Regions from separate parts of the Homo sapiens genome. Here region 1 is linked to region 2. The links are chromatin loops, found by intact Hi-C in ENCODE. Cell type or tissue: ascending aorta. All regions are shown on one strand. Links, peaks and the distances in the headings refer to the core of each region. The heading gives the core; the rest is flanking DNA.

Region 1 (8,321 bases), core at 95-8,094, 1.3 Mb before region 2:
TATTTATTTATTTATGGCATATTTAGAGGCACCAGAATGCTATGGCAAAATGTAACAACCCCAGATAGGAAGTTAAAAGGAAAATAAGATCCTCTGGGGTGTCCTAAGCATTGACCTCATTTTATTTGCTTACTCATGCCACCCCCATGACTTTCCTTTCTCTCCCCTTTGCTGCCTTGTACCTACCTCTGGAGAGGAAAGGGGTGCCTGAATCTTCTCAGCTCAAAGGCCTGGCAGTCAGAGGAGAGAACCATCCGGGGTGGGAGCTGTGGGTGGGAGTGTCAGCTTCTTGGGATGGCCTTCCCAGATGTAAGCACATCTGGAGCCCATCAGGAAGGGACCTGGAGCACCAGGATTCCCAGTGCACATCCGATTGGGGCTATGAGGGGTTGAGGATGAGCCAGGCGTTCCCTCCCACCTCCACAAGTCTGCCTGCCATTTCCAGCCCTCTCTTGGGAAGGATTATCAATCCCAGACAGAAAGGGCATTGGAAAGAGGTTGGGGAGGAAGGCAGGAGGGCCACCGATTGCACTCCAAACCCAGACATGCTATGTTACTAGCTTCAGCTCTTTCTGGCTTTATAGAGATAACAGCATCTCTGATCAGGTAGGAATCAGGGTGTGTGTGTGTATGTGTAGAGCATAGTGTGCCATTAGTCCTTAACACAATGGCACAAAGTTGGGGATGGGGCACAGCATGTCCCTCTCCTTGCTTTTCATAAGTCTTCCTCATGAGCTCTCTGGACCTCTGGCGCTCCTCATCTCTCTACCTCCAAACACATACACTCCTTCCTTGGCTGCAAATTCCTCCCTGTCCATCATCACCTCACAATGAGCACATTTGTTTTCCAGAGATCATGTACAGGGCTAAGAATAGGTCCATCCCCTTGCCTTTCTCTTCAGGGAGAGCTAACCTGTTGGGGTGCTGAACTAGGGGATAAGTGGGGTTTACAGAAATTCCTGCAAAGGTTCCAAGTGTCCCCAGCAGCCAGTGCATAAAAGTAAAATGGAGAGTCTCTGGGGCTGAGATTTATGAGCCCAGTAATATGGAGCACTCCTGGGAAGCAGAGCCCCCTCCTTTTCTTCCAGAGCTATAACTTGAGGAGGAACAAAGCCTTAGAAGATTCTTAACCCCTGGACTCCAAGGTTGAGGCTTACTAAATTGAGATAATAGTATAAAAGAAAGTAATGTTGTATACAGTTTATACATTCACAATTCACAAGTGATTACTTCTGGGTCTAATGTACAAAAATATATTGGACTTCCTACCTTACCTGCAGTAAAGGTTGAATTGCATTCTGTCCTTTGAATACCCACACCCCCGACCTCTGGCCTCAGTCCTTGATTGGACTTCAAAGCCCTAAGGGAGAAGCCAAGAGGAGGAGCTTTCTGACCCTTCAGTTTATATTCCTTTCAACAGATGTCCAGCAGTTGGGAGGTTGGGTACCCTCTTCCAGTCTCTAATCTACATGTGGCTAGAGGGTTCCAGATGACAGAATTGTGGAACTGGGAGGTAGGGCTAGGGCTTCCAGGTCTCTGAGATAGAAAAGGGGTGTGTGATGAGATTGACCTGGGAAGAAGAGAAGTTTGGGGTTTGATTAAAGGGCTGGGTGCCTAGGAACAGGAACGGTGGGATGGCACTCCAAGCTTTCACCTCTAGGGAGAGTGGCCCTCCCTTCAGGCCACACTCTTCCATCCAGTCGGCCAGGGCTGGCCACACCCCCACAGCTGGCTGGGAAATCTCAACCCTACCCCTCTCTACAAGCCAATTGCTTACAGATGTTCTAGGAAGGGGGGTTGTTGAGAGGAGGAAGGGCAGGATAGGGGTAAAGGGAAGGAAAACTCAAGGAAAGAGGGAAGACTCATGGAAGGGAGAGAAGAAGTTATGGCCAGGTGGGGAAGCCTGTCAGATGGTGAAGAAGTCAGAGAGAAAGAAACAGTTGAAGAAAGAAAGAGAGAAAATGAAAAAAGGGTCTCATTTTCCCCTGAAATCCACCCTACTCTTTGCAGGCAAATTAATCTTCCTAAACCAAGGCTCTGATGATGTTACTTCTCAGATCAAAACCTTTCATGGCTCCAACATTTTAACTACTAAAGATCTGTCTGCTCTAAGATTCCTAGAATTGTGCAAGGGACATTAACTAATAAGTGCCATTGATCTAAGTAGTATATATTTTTGAGTGCTTACTATGTATAAAGCTCTGTGGGCTATGCTGGGGAGAAAAAGGAGGGAGAAGGAGGGGGAAATGGGTGAGGTTGGAGACATAAATAAGAGCAAAGAGGTAGACAGAGAGGGTTCCGCGAGAGGAAAAGACAGAGGGGCAAGGGATTGGTGAAGGAGAAGGGGGTGGAGGAACCAGGAAGGAGGATCCTAGAAAGATGGTAGGAGAGAGGAAAGGAGAAAGGAAAGGGGAAGCGCATAATAGAGATGGGGGACAGAGGGAAAGGAACGTGAGGAGAGGGAGGGCAGGGGTGCAGAGTCATGGAGAGTGGGAAATATACTTTGGAAGACTGGATGGAGAGACTAATCCTTTCCTCCTGCCAGGTCAGGAACTCTTCATTGGCCAATGAGAGGCAGTGTAACACTGGTCTGCTCCTTCCTCTGCCACCCCCAGCTTCCCATTTAGGACCCAGCTTTCTATGTCCTTTGTCATTTTGGGGTCATTGAGTTGAATCTATTCTTGAGTTCCCTGCCCTCCCACTCCCACCCCGGGGGACCAATTTCTGAAGTCATCTTCCCCCCACTTATTACACTGCAACCTAGTCTCCCTTGTCTTTTTTGGTCCATCTTTGGATTTATTTCCCTGAAGTGGGTGGGCAGGAATGAAGCAGACTAGAGGTGCTTCCAGATCTGTTCCGCCCTTCATCAGTGTCCACCCTTCCCCTCTGAACCAGTCCAAGACTGCGACATTTGTGTCAGAAGTCCCTTTGGCCCCTTTCCTGCTCCTGAATCCCTGGAGTGGTATTTGGAGGTGGGAGGAGGGGTAAGGTCCGAAGTGGAAAGTCTGACGCTGAGTCCAGGCCCCCAGCCCCACTCAGACTGGCTGAGCTCATCTCTCCAAGCAACCGCAGCTGGACATTTTCCATGTGATCACCTCAGGGAGGGGGGCTGGGTTCCAGAAACCCAGACAGAGTTGACTGAGTATCACAGCTTAGGAACAGAGCACCCTCAGGTGCCTCCTCTCCGCCTTCTCCTGTGTTTTGCATGGGAAAGCCCTGGGGGAGTAGCAAGGAATGGAGAAACAGACCTGGAGAAGGGCCAAAGCTGGAATATATTTTGGGCCCAAGTTGACCCAGGTTTCTACATCTTTCCCATGTTCACCATTTGTGCTGGCCAGGCTGGGAAAAGATCCTGTGTGATGTGAATGTGCCTGTGAGGTGAAAATCTCCCTCTCTGTGTGTGTATGGTCTGAAAACCTGAACATGCTTGTGTTGGTGTATTTGCATGGGTGGGGTATCTGTATCCTGATCTGTCAATAGGCTAAAGTTGGGGGTGTGTGTGTGTGTGTGTGTGTGTGTGTGTGTGTGAGGTGTGATTGCCCCTGCTCTCTTGCCAGTGCAGTGGGAGGTGAGATAGCAGTTTGGGGAAGAGGGCTGCCTGTTCTTACAACTCTCCCAACCCTCCCCACTACCACATCCCTTCCCAAACTCATGGTGTTCTCTTTCAACTGCAGATACTGGAGGGCCAGAGAAAGCAAGCTTGAAACAGAGAGGAACGGGTCACTTTGGTGGAGGAAATTGGGGTAAGGGAGCTTCTGGAACTGGCTAACATGGGAGTGATCATCTAGCTATTGATGCAGGGGCTGCTGTGAGAATAGCCCCGGCCTCTGCCATGAAGGCTGCTGAGCTGGAAGCTTTAGAGGGCGTTTCGTGTGGGTCTCTGCACTCCTTTCCCTACTCTGCCCTGGGCCTGAGATGTCTGGACAGGCTGGAGGAGGTTGGTGGAGAGGCAGGGAAGGGTATGGGCAGGAAGCACTTGGCTGTTTGTTCCCTCTCTTTCCTGACTCCTTTGTGGCAGCAGACTGGCTTCCTTCCTTCTCTCAGCATCTTGGCTCCCAGCTCATTTCCGCTTTTATGCCTTTAGTCTGGCTCTCAGCCTTGCACAGCGGAGTTTTTCCAAGCCGGGTCTTCTGGGCATAGGGACTCCTAGATGAGTGGGGCAGGGGCTGAGGAATGCAAATGAGATGTCAGTGTGCCCTTCCCTCAGCCCATTCAAAGTCTGTAGCCCTGGATTGAATGAACTGGAGGAGAAGCTTATTTGCCAGGGGATGGGAAGCAGAAACCCAGGTGTTTGGTTACCTGGGGCCTGCCTCTCCTTCAGCCTGAGATATGGAGAGAGCAGGGCTGGAAGGACTCCCTACCCCCACCTCAGCCTCGCTTCCCGCTCTGCGTCCCTACTTGGCTGTCCTTGCTTCAGTCTGCCCCTGCCCCACCTCCCACCTCCAGCTACTGCCCTACAAGTCAAGGAATGTAAGTTTTATTTCTCACCCTCTCATTGATTAGTCATGGGCACCCCGATCCCCACGGGAACCGTTACTCACCCTTGGGCCCCCCCTCACCAGCAGTCTCCCCAGAACTGGCTGGGTTCCTGTAGGAGGAGTTCACAGCCAGCCGTTGGACTTGGGGGGAGGTAGTGGGGGTTGTGGGTGGTGGGCAGTGTCCTGGAGACAGCCACTTTTGGAACAGTGGTTTGACCTTATTATGGCCCGGAAGCATGAGTCTCTCCCTCCTCCCAACACACACATATATACACAGAGACGTTGTACTCCTGGTTCTAGCTACTTTAATCACCATGGGTATTTTGTCAGAATAGGTGAGGTTGGGGTAGGGGAAGTGTCCTGTGACTGTCTGGAGAAGAGCCCAAAGCAACTGAACATTTAGTCTCTTCACTGGTGCTGGCTTTGGGGGCCAGGACTAGGGCCTGGGGCCTGCTCTTTGGACTTGGCTGAGTGCCCAGGCCTGGCCTCTGTCTCCCAGAATCAGACAGGGGCCTTTCCCAATAAGGAGCTTCCCAACTCTGGGTCCACTTCCCTGTTGCCCCCACCCCTTCTCCCCTCTAACAGTTCTTCTGCCCTAAAATGGCCACGTTTTGCCTTTCTTCCCTCCCCTACACCCAGGTTTGGGCCCCAGGGGTAGAGCTGGGGGTTGGATAAGGGTAAGACTGCACAGGGGCCAGATGGGCTGGTTTGGAGAAGGGTAATGAGATCCCAGGAAGAGAGAGGAACCGTGCCACATGACTCAGGTATGTATGGGGGGTGGAGGTGGAGGCACGGCTTCCTGGAGTTATTGTCTCTCCTATAATAATAATAGCTTATGCTTTATGCTATATAGTATGTGTTCTAAGAGCTTTATATGAATTAACTTATTTAATTGGCACTGCCCCTTTATCAGGGAGGTACTATTGACCTATTTTATAAGATGAGGAAACTGAGGCACAGACTTGCCCAAGGTAAGCAGAAGAGCTGGGATTCAAACCCAAGCAATCTAGCTTTACTTTAGGAAAGACCAGCCCACTACGTTTATCTTTGGAATGCTTGAGCCTCACTGGCAAAGGCAAAAGGAATGCCTTTATATGGGGTGGTCATGCTCACAGAAGCTGCTGGTCAAGTGTACCCCACTTTGGACCTAGGTGTTGGATTCAGACTAAACACTTTCAAAGAAAGCCATTGACCCATTCTTCTTTTTCTTTTTAAACTAATTGTTTGTAGGAACGGGGTCTCACTATGTTTGCCCAGGCTGGTCTCGAACTCCTCGGCTCAAGTGATCCTCCTGCCTTGGCCTCCTAAAGTGTTGGGATTACAGGAATGAGCCACTGCACTCAGCAACAAATTCATTTTTTAAAAACAAATCTAGGCAGGGCGTGGTGGCTCACGCCTGTAATCCCAGCACTTTTGGAGGCCAAGGCGGGCGGATTGCCTGATATCAGGAGTTTGAGACCAGCCTGGGCGACATGGTGAAACCTCGTCTCTACTAAAATACAAAAAATTAGCTGGGCATGGTGGCACATGCCTGTAATCCCAGCCGCTTAAGGAGGCTGAGGCACAAGAATTGCTTGAACCTGGGAGGGAGAGGTTGCCGTGAGCCAAGATCATGCCACTGCACTCTAGCCTGGGCGAAAGAGTAAGACTCTGTCTCAAAAAAACAAAACAAAAAACAAAAAAACCCCAAATCTATTGATCTATTGTTGAATGATATGCAAGTGACATACAGGTTAGCATAGAAGCCATCTAAGTGTGACTGGAGGTGGAGGAAGGGAGGAATGCAAGAAGGGGCAGAAATAAGAATTAGAGAAGACCCAGGAAAATATGGAAGAAGCCAGTAAGCCTGTATGTAGAAGGACTTCCTTGAGCGTTTCTCCAGCTTTTGCTCATGTTTTAGGCAGTTAAAAATAGTGATTTATTCTACTCACTGAGAGAGAGAAAGGAAGAAGGGGATGAGAATTCTTTTACCCTTGAAAGCACACAGGGACTCCCTGGGCTGGATCCAGGTACTTGACTTGGAAGTTCCAACTAGAGCAAGTCTGCCCTTCTTTGGCTCCCAATTTTGTCTTTCCTAAATCAAAGGAATTGGGCTAGGTGATCCTTGAGGTTCCATCTTACCCCAACACATTCAGATTCTCATACAGGAACTCAGGGGAAAACCAGGGTTGCGGCTGGAGTCCTTGTGTGGGGGCCAGGAATAAACAAATAATTGGTAACCAGGATGAGCTCAGTGATCTAGGGGAAAGGCTCTGTAGGGGGTGATGGGAAGGAAGCCAGGAAAGGAGAGACCAGACCCCAGAAAACTGAATGGAGCATGGACTCATTCATTCATGCAACCATGTACCTTCAGAAACTAAAACCTAGGGGCCGGGCGCGGTGGTTCACACCTGTAATCCCAGCACTTTGGGAGGCTGAGGCGGGTGGATCACGAGGTCAGGAGTACAAGACCAGCCTGGCCAACATGGTGAAACCCCGTCTCTACTAAAAATACAAAAATCAGCTGGGTGTGGTGGCGCGCGCCTGTAATCCCAGCTACTCGGGAGCCTGAGGCAGAGAATCACTTGAACCCAGGAGGCACAGGTTGCAGTGAGCCGAGATTGCACCACTGCATTCCAGCCTGGGTGACAGAGCGAGACTCCGTCTCAAAAAAAAAAAAGAAGAAGAAGAAAAAAAAAGAAACTAAAACCTAGGAATCTGAGCTTCCCATTCAACAAGGTTATAATGAGCCCATGGGCTCTGGATGTCTAGGAAGGGCAAACTCCCAGGTCCCTCCCCAATTTTTGAGGTATTACAGGAAAAAACAGCTAATAGTTATCAAGTACCAGGTATAGATCTAAGCATTTTACATATGCGACCTCATTTAACCTCAAAATAATACTATGAAGCAGCATTTTATATCTTTCAAATTGATTTCTTCATTTAATCCTCCTCAACTGCCCTCTAAAGTTAACAAGGGCATTTGACTGATGAGGAATCTTTGAAAGTGGGAAAAGATGAAACTAGATTTCTAGTAGAATTTTCTAAGTGGTAATGGTGGGAGCCCCTGCAAGGAGTTAGAGGATTCTCACTTCCTAGCAAGATCTTTTCTGACTCTAGGCTTCCAGATTGTGGGGGGTGGAGTGTGCTTTCCAGATCTTGATGAATGGCAGATAAAGATATGCATCAAGTTACTGATCAGGAGCAAGAAAATGGCACTCTGGTGTCTTTGAGAATGTTTCTAAGAAGTCTCTAGAGATAGAAACAATCACAGGATTGAGGATTACCTTAAATCTGCAAAGAGACCTTGACAGGCCAGAGGCAGAATTCTGAGTGAGTTAGCTCCCCTTTGTTTCTACCAACTGCTGGTCAGCAGCAGGAGAGAAGGAAATTAGATATATGGAGGGATTTATCTATTGTTTGGGGCTGATAGGAGAATCCTGCCTCCTGTGGGTAATAGTGAAGTTAATTCTTCTATCACTGTAATCAGCAGGAGTTAGAGGTGTGAGTGGTAGTGTTAGTGGAGAGGGGGGATGGTAGTGAGGATGGGCTTGCCTGGAAGACCTCTGACCAGCTAGAAGAGCCTGAGATTTTGAGGGGGAGGAGATAATTTGCCAGACGGGTACTTGCGGAGAGGGTCCAAGTGTTTGGGCTCCAGCCTGGGGTGAAGTCAGAGACATAAATCACACCTTCCAACTGCCTGTTTCCGCTTTGAGCTCAGTTCCCAGCCAAAAGCCCAGCTAGCCTGCCAGAGGAGTAAGCGTGTGGATGGGGGAGGGGCCAAAGAGCTGGAAGCTGGTGATTGGGAATGGGCGTCATCAGCTGGGAATCTGGTCTCATCAGGGTCATGAAATGGACTCAATG
Region 2 (8,287 bases), core at 1-8,000:
CCTACCCGACCCTTGACAGTGACCCAGCTGTCTCCCAAAAAGAAGGAACAGGGTCTGCCCTCCCATTTCCTCCCTCCCACATTGGCACCTCCTGGGCTCTGCTGTGCCCATCATTTGTGAGATTGGCCCAGGCCTTTCCCTCTTCTTTTCCTTTGCTAGATGCCACCCCACTTTCAGCTTAGAGGGCAGCTAAGCCAAAGCCAGATTAGAAAGGGTTTTGTGTTGCTGCCCACGCCTCCTCTCATTCCCCGGAAAGGAAAACAAAGGCTCAGTCTATCTTGGCCCCTGTCAGGTGTCCTGCCCACTCCCTCAGCCCCCACCAACCCCTTCCCCGCTCCAGCCCCCACACATTCCAGTGGGTGGGGGCACCGGATGTGGAATCTCCTGGCTGAGTAGAGCTCTGGGGTGGGAAGTGAAAAATTCAACAGCCAATAAAGGAGAACAATTATTGCAGGGGTTGGGGAGGGCAAAAAACACTGGCAGAAGGTTGGGGACACCAACCCCATGGTAGTAATGGTAACCACAGCCCATACCTTGATTGAAAAGAAAAACTAGTGCCTAAGGCAGAAGGGAGGGAGAGCATGTGTGTGTGTGTGTGTGTGTGTGTTTGTGTGTGTTCCTTGATCTGTGTGGGCAAAAGCGAAGGCTTGGGAGAGCAACTGAGAGCCGAGAAGAAACCCCTGGGATACCCTCTTTTGACCCAGGGTTCCTGGGGAGGGGGTTTGTACTCCCATCCTAACCCGGCTTCAGGGAGGGGCCCAATTTCCCTCTCCAACTTCTTGCATAGATCCCTAGGCTTCCAATCACTGCCAGATGTGTTCCTCCTGCTGGATTTTCCCAGTTTTTCCATGCCCCTTTTTCCCTCCCAGCTTTTTCCTCAGGGATATCACCCCAGGTTTTCCCTCCCTTCCCCCACTCAGCTGCAGGAACTCCTTTTTGGGGTTTGGAGCTGGTATGTTTCTAGTCAGCTCCGAGCTTGGCTCTCCTGGGAATCCTGGGAGTGAAAGGAAGGAGCTGGGTTTATTTGCATGTACTGGTAGTCATTTGCATCACATCCAAAAATGGCCAAAATTATGAGCCCTGATTCTTGGCTGAACTCCCACTGCTGCAATGGAATATTAGTCCCGGAGACCACCCCCAACTAGCTGGAGCTGATCTCCTCCCTCCTCCAACCCCCCAGTGTGGCCCAGGCCTACATGAACCAGAGAAAGCTGGACCATGAGGTGAAGACCCTACAGGTCCAGGCTGCCCAATTTGCCAAGCAGACAGGCCAGTGGATCGGAATGGTGGAGAACTTCAACCAGGCACTCAAGGTGGGCCATACTCCCTACCTCACCACCCCAATCCTGGGCCCCCATTGGCTGCCTCCAGTCAGGTTACCTCAGGTTTAGGTTAAGGAGGAAGTAGGGTGGTCCCAGAAACCCCATCTATAGCCCCAGTGTCAGAAAAGGTAGAGAAAGAAAGAAAAGCAGTTGGTGGGTCCAAGTAAAGCCTTTTCCAGGAGATGAATAAAACGTATTCCCCAGACTGGAAGCCATACTCTACCCATTCTGATTCCTGGGCTCCCACCTCCTCTCCCCCTTCCCAGGAAATTGGGGATGTGGAGAACTGGGCTCGGAGCATCGAGCTGGACATGCGCACCATTGCCACTGCACTGGAATATGTCTACAAAGGGCAGCTGCAGTCTGCCCCTTCCTAGCCCCTGTTCCCTCCCCCAACCCTATCCCTCCTACCTCACCCGCAGGGGGAAGGAGGGAGGCTGACAAGCCTTGAATAAAACACAAGCCTCCGTTTCTCTGTGGTGTGTTTCAGAGAGCTACTAGCTCCAGTGTCGGGGGTGGGAGTGGAAGGTTCAAAGGTGGTTTCCCTGAGGGACAGGTACCTTTTGGGGAGAGGGTGGAACTAGCTTCCTCTTACTATCCCAACTCTCTTCTCCTCCATGGCCCTTGTGCAGGTGTCTGTTAGGCAAGCAGAGGGTGGGAGTTCCCATCCCTCCTGAGAGAAGGTCCTAGTAGCCCTGCCCCAAGCTTCCTAATTCAGGACTTGTTTCCTACAGAAGAGAAACAAGGCAAGGTACAGGCCTGGTCCCCAGCTCTGGCTTTCTGCCTCTCCACGTGCTCATGGCCTCTCCCAGGCTAACTCTAAGCAGTGTCATGAGTCTGAGCCAGGTGGGAGATTAATTCCTGGGGGCACTTCAGGGCTGAGAAGGGGGAGGAATGACAGGTCCAGTAACCGTTACCAACAGAGCAGTGCAGCTGCCATCCTTGACAGCTCCCTCCTCCTTGGAGACCATGACATAGATGGTCAGGAACCCAGGCTGAGAAAGACAGCCAAGGGGTGGGGGGAGCCTAGGCAAATCTGGCCTCTGCCAAGTCCTGGCTTCAGCCAGGCAAGCTCCAGCCTCCCTGGCTCCTCCTCCTCCTCAGTCCTATCCCCACCCTGTCACACATACACTTAATACGCCTGGCATCCAAGTCCACCCACTCCGGACTTTGGCCTTAGCAGTAGTTAGTGTGGGAGGCTGGGAAGACTGGGAGCAGTCTCTTAAACAAAAGCAAAAGAATAAGCTTCGGGCGCTGTAGTACCTGCCAGCTTTCGCCACAGGAGGTAAGTGGATACTGGGAGCTGGGGGAACTGAGAAGACTAGCCAGATATTACATGTATTGCCAACTCAAAACTTTCAGCTTTTAACATGCTTCCTCACACATTATCCCCTTTGATCCTCCACAACTCTGAGGTGGACCTGGTGGGTCTTAGCCCCACTTGGTAGATGAGAAAATAGGTTGAGAGAGACAGTGAGATGCTCAGTATCACACAGCAAACCTCTTGGCCCTATACATCATTCCAAACACAAGACCCAGGTTGCATATAGAAGGTTCAGTGTCCCTGGTTTAGAAGGAGAGGTGGTGTGAGGCAAGCAAGAAGATGCCTCTGCTGCACTCCAGCCTGGGCGACAGAGTGAGACTCCATCTCAAAAAAAAAAAAAAAAAAAAAAAGATGCCTCTGCTCCATACAGCAGGTCTGTACACAGGATCTGGCTCATGTGGTTTTAGTTAAGTTAGCCACAAATACAGGGTCTGCCCACATCTTTGCTTTGAACAGATGAGCCATGGTTGGCCAATTATCTGCCAACCAGATAATTTCTCAATATGCTCACACCAGATGCTTCCAGCTAGGGAGGGTATTAGGGGAAAGGGCTTGAGGGCCACAGTAAACTGGACAAGTTTTTCTGCCCAGCCTAGGCTGCCACCTGTAGGTCACTTGGGCTCCAGCTATGTGGCTGCCTCTTCTGCTGGGTGCCTTACTCTGGGCAGTGCTGTGGTTGCTCAGGGACCGGCAGAGCCTGCCCGCCAGCAATGCCTTTGTCTTCATCACCGGCTGTGACTCAGGCTTTGGGCGCCTTCTGGCACTGCAGCTGGACCAGAGAGGCTTCCGAGTCCTGGCCAGCTGCCTGACCCCCTCCGGGGCCGAGGACCTGCAGCGGGTGGCCTCCTCCCGCCTCCACACCACCCTGTTGGATATCACTGATCCCCAGAGCGTCCAGCAGGCAGCCAAGTGGGTGGAGATGCACGTTAAGGAAGCAGGTAAGTATGGTAGACCACCAGGAATATGGTGTGGGGTGTCCTGATCCCCACAGTCACCCCAGGAGTCACCTGCAAGGGCTGTGGTAAGCTAAAGGGACAATTTGAGGAGAAGCAGTTTTCAGATGCTCCCAGGAAGAAGAGGGAGCTGTGGGAGTGCCTCACCTACCCCCAGCATCCTTTTCATCTCCCCACAGGGCTTTTTGGTCTGGTGAATAATGCTGGTGTGGCTGGTATCATCGGACCCACACCATGGCTGACCCGGGACGATTTCCAGCGGGTGCTGAATGTGAACACAATGGGTCCCATCGGGGTCACCCTTGCCCTGCTGCCTCTGCTGCAGCAAGCCCGGGGCCGGGTGATCAACATCACCAGCGTCCTGGGTCGCCTGGCAGCCAATGGTGGGGGCTACTGTGTCTCCAAATTTGGCCTGGAGGCCTTCTCTGACAGCCTGAGGTGAGGGGTACAGGGCTCTGGGTTCCAGGACTAACAGCAGCCCACTCAACAAACGTGGGCCAGCAGAGGTGGTTAAGATACAGCACATTGGAATAGTTAAGAAGAGACAGTTTAGGGCTAGACTTCATGGGTTCAATGAAGTCTACCCTTATGTAAGCTTTGTGACCATAAGTAGATTACTTCTCTTTACCCATTTTTAACGTGTTTGTTTTTTGTTTTTTGAGATGGAGTCTTGCTCTGTCGCCAGGCTGGAGTGCAGTGGCGCGATCTTGGCTCACCACAATTTCCACCCCCGGGGTTCAAGCGATTCTCCTGCCTCAGCCTCCCGAGTAGCTGGGACTACAGGCATGCGCCACCATGCCTGGCTTATTTTTGTATTTTTAGTAGAGACAGGGTTTCACTATGTTGGCCAGGTTGGTCTCAAACTCCTGACCTCGTGATCCGCCCACCTCAGCCTCCCAAAGTGCTGGGATTACAGGTGTGAGCCACCACGCCCGGCCTTGCCTCTCGTCTTTAAACAATAAGGTTCAAAGTTCCGTGGGAGCACAAAGGAGACATGATGAGGACAACGGGAGTAGGGCCTGAGTTTTTTTTTGTTTTTTTTTTTTTAAGCGTTTTGCTCTTGTTGCCTAGGCTGGAGTGCAATGGCGAGATCTCAGCTCACTGCAACCCCTGCCTCTCAGGTTCATGTGATTCTCCTGCCTCAGCCTCCCGATTAGCTGGGCTTACAGGCACGTGCCACCACTCCCAGCTAATTTTTTTGTATTTTTAGTAGAGATGGAGTTATACCATGTTGGCCAGGCTGGTTTTGAACTCCTGACCTCAGGTGATCCACCCGACCCGGCCTCCCAAAGTGCTGGGATTACAGGCATGAGCCACCACACACGGCCCAAGGCCTGAGTTCTTAGCAGGAGTATAAGGCGCCTAAGCTTAGTCTACCTTCTAAGGAAGCCTGCGTTTGTCACCATCACTCAGCAAATAACCTGAATGTCTCCTGTCTCTCAGCCTTAATTTTTCAGGCAGCATCATGGGACACATACTTTTAGTTTTGAGACAAGGCCTTGCTCTCACCCAGGGTGGAGTGCAGTGGTGCAGTCACGGCCCACTGAACTTCAAACTCCTAGGCTCAAGCAGCTCAAGCGATATCCGCCTCAGCCTCCTGAGTAGCTGAGACCACAGGCGCGTGCCAGCATGCCTGGCTAGTATTTTTTTACAGATGGGGTCTTGCTGTGGTGACCAGACTTGTCTCCAACTCCCGGCCTCAAGCGATGCTTCCGCCTGGGCCTCCCAAAGTGTTGGGATTATAGGTGTGAGCCACTGCATACTGGAACACATACTTTATACTTGAATTTTTTTTTATCCCCTTCCCTCCTGCTCCTTACCTATACTTGGATTTCTACATCTGTGCCAGGGCAGTGGGATGTATCCCCACTTTCCCCATCAGCTTACCCTCCAGCAAATACGAGACTATACCCTTCAATATCCAGCACTCAGGGCTCAACCATGTGTTTTGGGAGCAAGGGAATGGGGTTCCTCTAGGTCAGGAATCGGCAAACTCAGTACTCAAGCCAGATCTGGCCAGCTGCCTACAAGCTGATAATGGTTTTTTTTATTTTTAAATGGTTACATTGTAAACTGTTATATAAGTACCTGATAATATCATTAATTTTGTTTCTTGGCCTGCCATGCTTAAAATATTAACTCTCTGGCCCTTTAAGAAAAAAACGTGCTGACCCCTGCTCTAGATCAAAGAAAACAAACCTCAAAAATACTTTCCTCCCTCTACCCCACTTGACCCTTGTCCCGGGGCAGTAGGCATCTCCGTCAAAACTCTTGTCCCTGGTCTGTGGTAACTTTCTCAGCTCCCCAACCCATGTCCCTCAAAGTCCCCTCCCTATAGGGCAAGAACCCAGCAACTTCGCTCTGCCCCGACTCTAGGCGGGATGTAGCTCATTTTGGGATACGAGTCTCCATCGTGGAGCCTGGCTTCTTCCGAACCCCTGTGACCAACCTGGAGAGTCTGGAGAAAACCCTGCAGGCCTGCTGGGCACGGCTGCCTCCTGCCACACAGGCCCACTATGGGGGGGCCTTCCTCACCAAGTGTGAGTAGCCAGGCCCACACAGGGGCACATGAAGGGAAACAAGTACCAGAAAGGCCAGTCCTGCATAAGCCTGCTAGGAGGTGGGTGGGGCACCCAGGGCAGGGTTGAGGGTGAACAGGATGTTACAAGAGTGCCCAGGCCATGTGGAACCTGCCCACTCCCCACACTGAGGAGGGGACTGAGGGTGACAAGCCCAGGGCCCCAGAAGACAGTACCTAAGATGGGCTGGAGTGAGGAAGGGAAACTGATTGCAACCACCTATGGGGCTGCAGACCTGAAAATGCAACAGCGCATCATGAACCTGATCTGTGACCCGGACCTAACCAAGGTGAGCCGATGCCTGGAGCATGCCCTGACTGCTCGACACCCCCGAACCCGCTACAGCCCAGGTTGGGATGCCAAGCTGCTCTGGCTGCCTGCCTCCTACCTGCCAGCCAGCCTGGTGGATGCTGTGCTCACCTGGGTCCTTCCCAAGCCTGCCCAAGCAGTCTACTGAATCCAGCCTTCCAGCAAGAGATTGTTTTTCAAGGACAAGGACTTTGATTTATTTCTGCCCCCACCCTGGTACTGCCTGGTGCCTGCCACAAAATAAGCACTAACAAAAGTGTATTGTTTAAAAAATAAAAAGAAGGTGGGCAGAAATGTGCCCAGTGGAAGGCTGACCCCATTTAAGTGCCAACTACTCCAAACCGACATGCTCACGGTCTCTGGCCTGTTCAGTCCCTGCAAAACAGCTAGCACCCACAGTGGGGCGCCAGGGAACTGCCTCACATCTACAGCTGCACGTCGGGGAGTGGCCATCAAAGGGCACTTTAATACATTTCCCTTATTTTCTGAAGGGGAGTAAGGTTGCAATTCAGTGTCTGTACTGGGAATGGTCTTCATATTTCTTGGGGGAGAAGAGCAGGTGATGAGGGTTCTGGGCCAGGCTGGGTGGCTTCCATGGAAGAAAAGGCAATATTCACATAAATTCTCCTGCTAAGGACACTGACCACACAGGTGTCAAGGCAACTTATCATACTTCGAAAGGAGCTGGATCCCTTGAGGATTGGCCAGGAAGGGAGGTGCTGGGCCCTTAGCGGTGCACAGAAGGCCAGGAAGATGTCCAAGGCAGATGGGGGCTGGGCTCTCGCAGGTGGGACCTTTCTGGGGAGCTGCTTTGACTTATGCAGCAGATGGCTTCATGAATGTTCATAGTGAGCCTGGCAGCATAAGACTAGGGGGCAGAAAGCACCACAGTCTCTGGATCCTCACTTCTCCCACTGCCTGCCCAACCAACACCTTCGCAAAGTCCTCCTTTCCCAAACACCCCCCAAAATAGACCTCGAAGTACACATGCATTAAGGTCCCAGAGGACAGGGAACATCAGTAAGGAAAGGAAGGAATCAAGCATCACTCTAAGACAAACTCAGACCATCTCTTTTCGGTCTGAAAAAATAATCCGTTTAATTGAAAAACCTGGAGGATACTATTCCACTCCCCCAGATGAGGAGGCTGAGGAGACCAGACCCCTACATCACCTCGTAGCCACTTCTGATACTCTTCACGAGGCAGCAGGCAAAGACAATTCCCAAAACCTAGAAGGAAAGATGGGGACAGGGGTGGAGAGGAGTCAGAAGGGCTAGCTACCTCAGACCCATGCAAGAGACTCCAAACACACACTCCCAGGCCAGTACCTCCTGTTCAGCACCCTCCTCCCCTCAGCCCCTTCCCTCCAGGCACCCTGGACAGAGTCCCAGCCCCTGCTCAGGGTTATCTCTTACCTCGACAAAAGCAATTCCAAGGGCTGCTGCAGCTACCACCAGCACATTTTTCCTCAGCCAGCCCCCAATCTTCTCCACACAGCCCTGAAGGTGGCAGGCACAAAGGACAAAAGCACCATCAGAAACTTCCCACCCCAACCCCCTCCCTTGGTCCATCAGTCTCTTCCCTGCCCCTGTACCTTTCACCCCACCCTTAGCATTTCCAGATCCCCTCCCCATCCCTGACCCTGTCCACCTCCATCCTGGGTCTCTTGCATTCTAAAACATTTCCCAGGTTTCCCAAGTCCCATACACAGTCTCCTCCCTACCTCCTTATGGATCGCCTTCTCGTTGAAATTAATCCCACAGCCCACAGTAACATTAATGCAGCAGGAGTCGGGGACTC

What was found. A loop is a pair of places that touch in the nucleus more often than their neighbours do. Peaks named below come from ENCODE experiments on the same cell type or tissue, not always from the same donor. Only the 100,000 strongest peaks of a DNase experiment are listed, where the experiment ranks them.
Region 1: a loop joins it to region 2, with 2.2 times the contacts of the local background. A loop is called at or near these places in 2 of 110 quality-filtered maps.

What each region holds. Positions count from the first base shown.
Region 1 is chr12:54,424,183-54,432,503 of GRCh38, forward strand. It overlaps GPR84-AS1 (GPR84, ZNF385A, ITGA5 and GTSF1 antisense RNA 1), which reads left to right. Exons shown (of 4, transcript NR_120487.1): 3 at 3,675-3,743. Among named protein-coding and RNA genes, the nearest start is that of ITGA5, 9.1 kb to the left of the region's middle. In ascending aorta, for the core only: no CTCF peak of the experiment used is centred there; DNase peaks (open chromatin) are centred at 3,259, 4,043 and 4,499; H3K4me3 peaks cover 2,737 bases; H3K27ac peaks cover 8,000 bases.
Region 2 is chr12:55,717,911-55,726,197 of GRCh38, forward strand. It overlaps BLOC1S1 (biogenesis of lysosomal organelles complex 1 subunit 1), which reads left to right. Exons shown (of 4, transcript NM_001487.4): 3 at 1,181-1,313; 4 at 1,589-1,793. The coding sequence ends at 1,699. RDH5 (retinol dehydrogenase 5) reads left to right here and starts at 2,483. Exons shown (of 5, transcript NM_002905.5): 1 at 2,483-2,607; 2 at 3,243-3,584; 3 at 3,779-4,037; 4 at 5,976-6,139; 5 at 6,412-6,795. The coding sequence starts at 3,275. The coding sequence ends at 6,635. It overlaps CD63 (CD63 molecule), which reads right to left. Exons shown (of 8, transcript NM_001780.6): 6 at 8,211-8,287; 7 at 7,903-7,986; 8 at 7,413-7,716. The coding sequence ends at 7,651. BLOC1S1-RDH5 (BLOC1S1-RDH5 readthrough) reads left to right here. Exons shown (of 6, transcript NR_037658.1): 3 at 1,181-1,313; 4 at 3,779-4,037; 5 at 5,976-6,139; 6 at 6,412-6,832. RefSeq lists enhancers at 31-80, 191-350, 2,918-3,546. In ascending aorta, for the core only: CTCF peaks have their summits at 3,250 (motif pointing left) and 6,879; DNase peaks (open chromatin) are centred at 2,361, 3,361, 6,892 and 7,241; H3K4me3 peaks cover 3,005 bases; H3K27ac peaks cover 7,695 bases.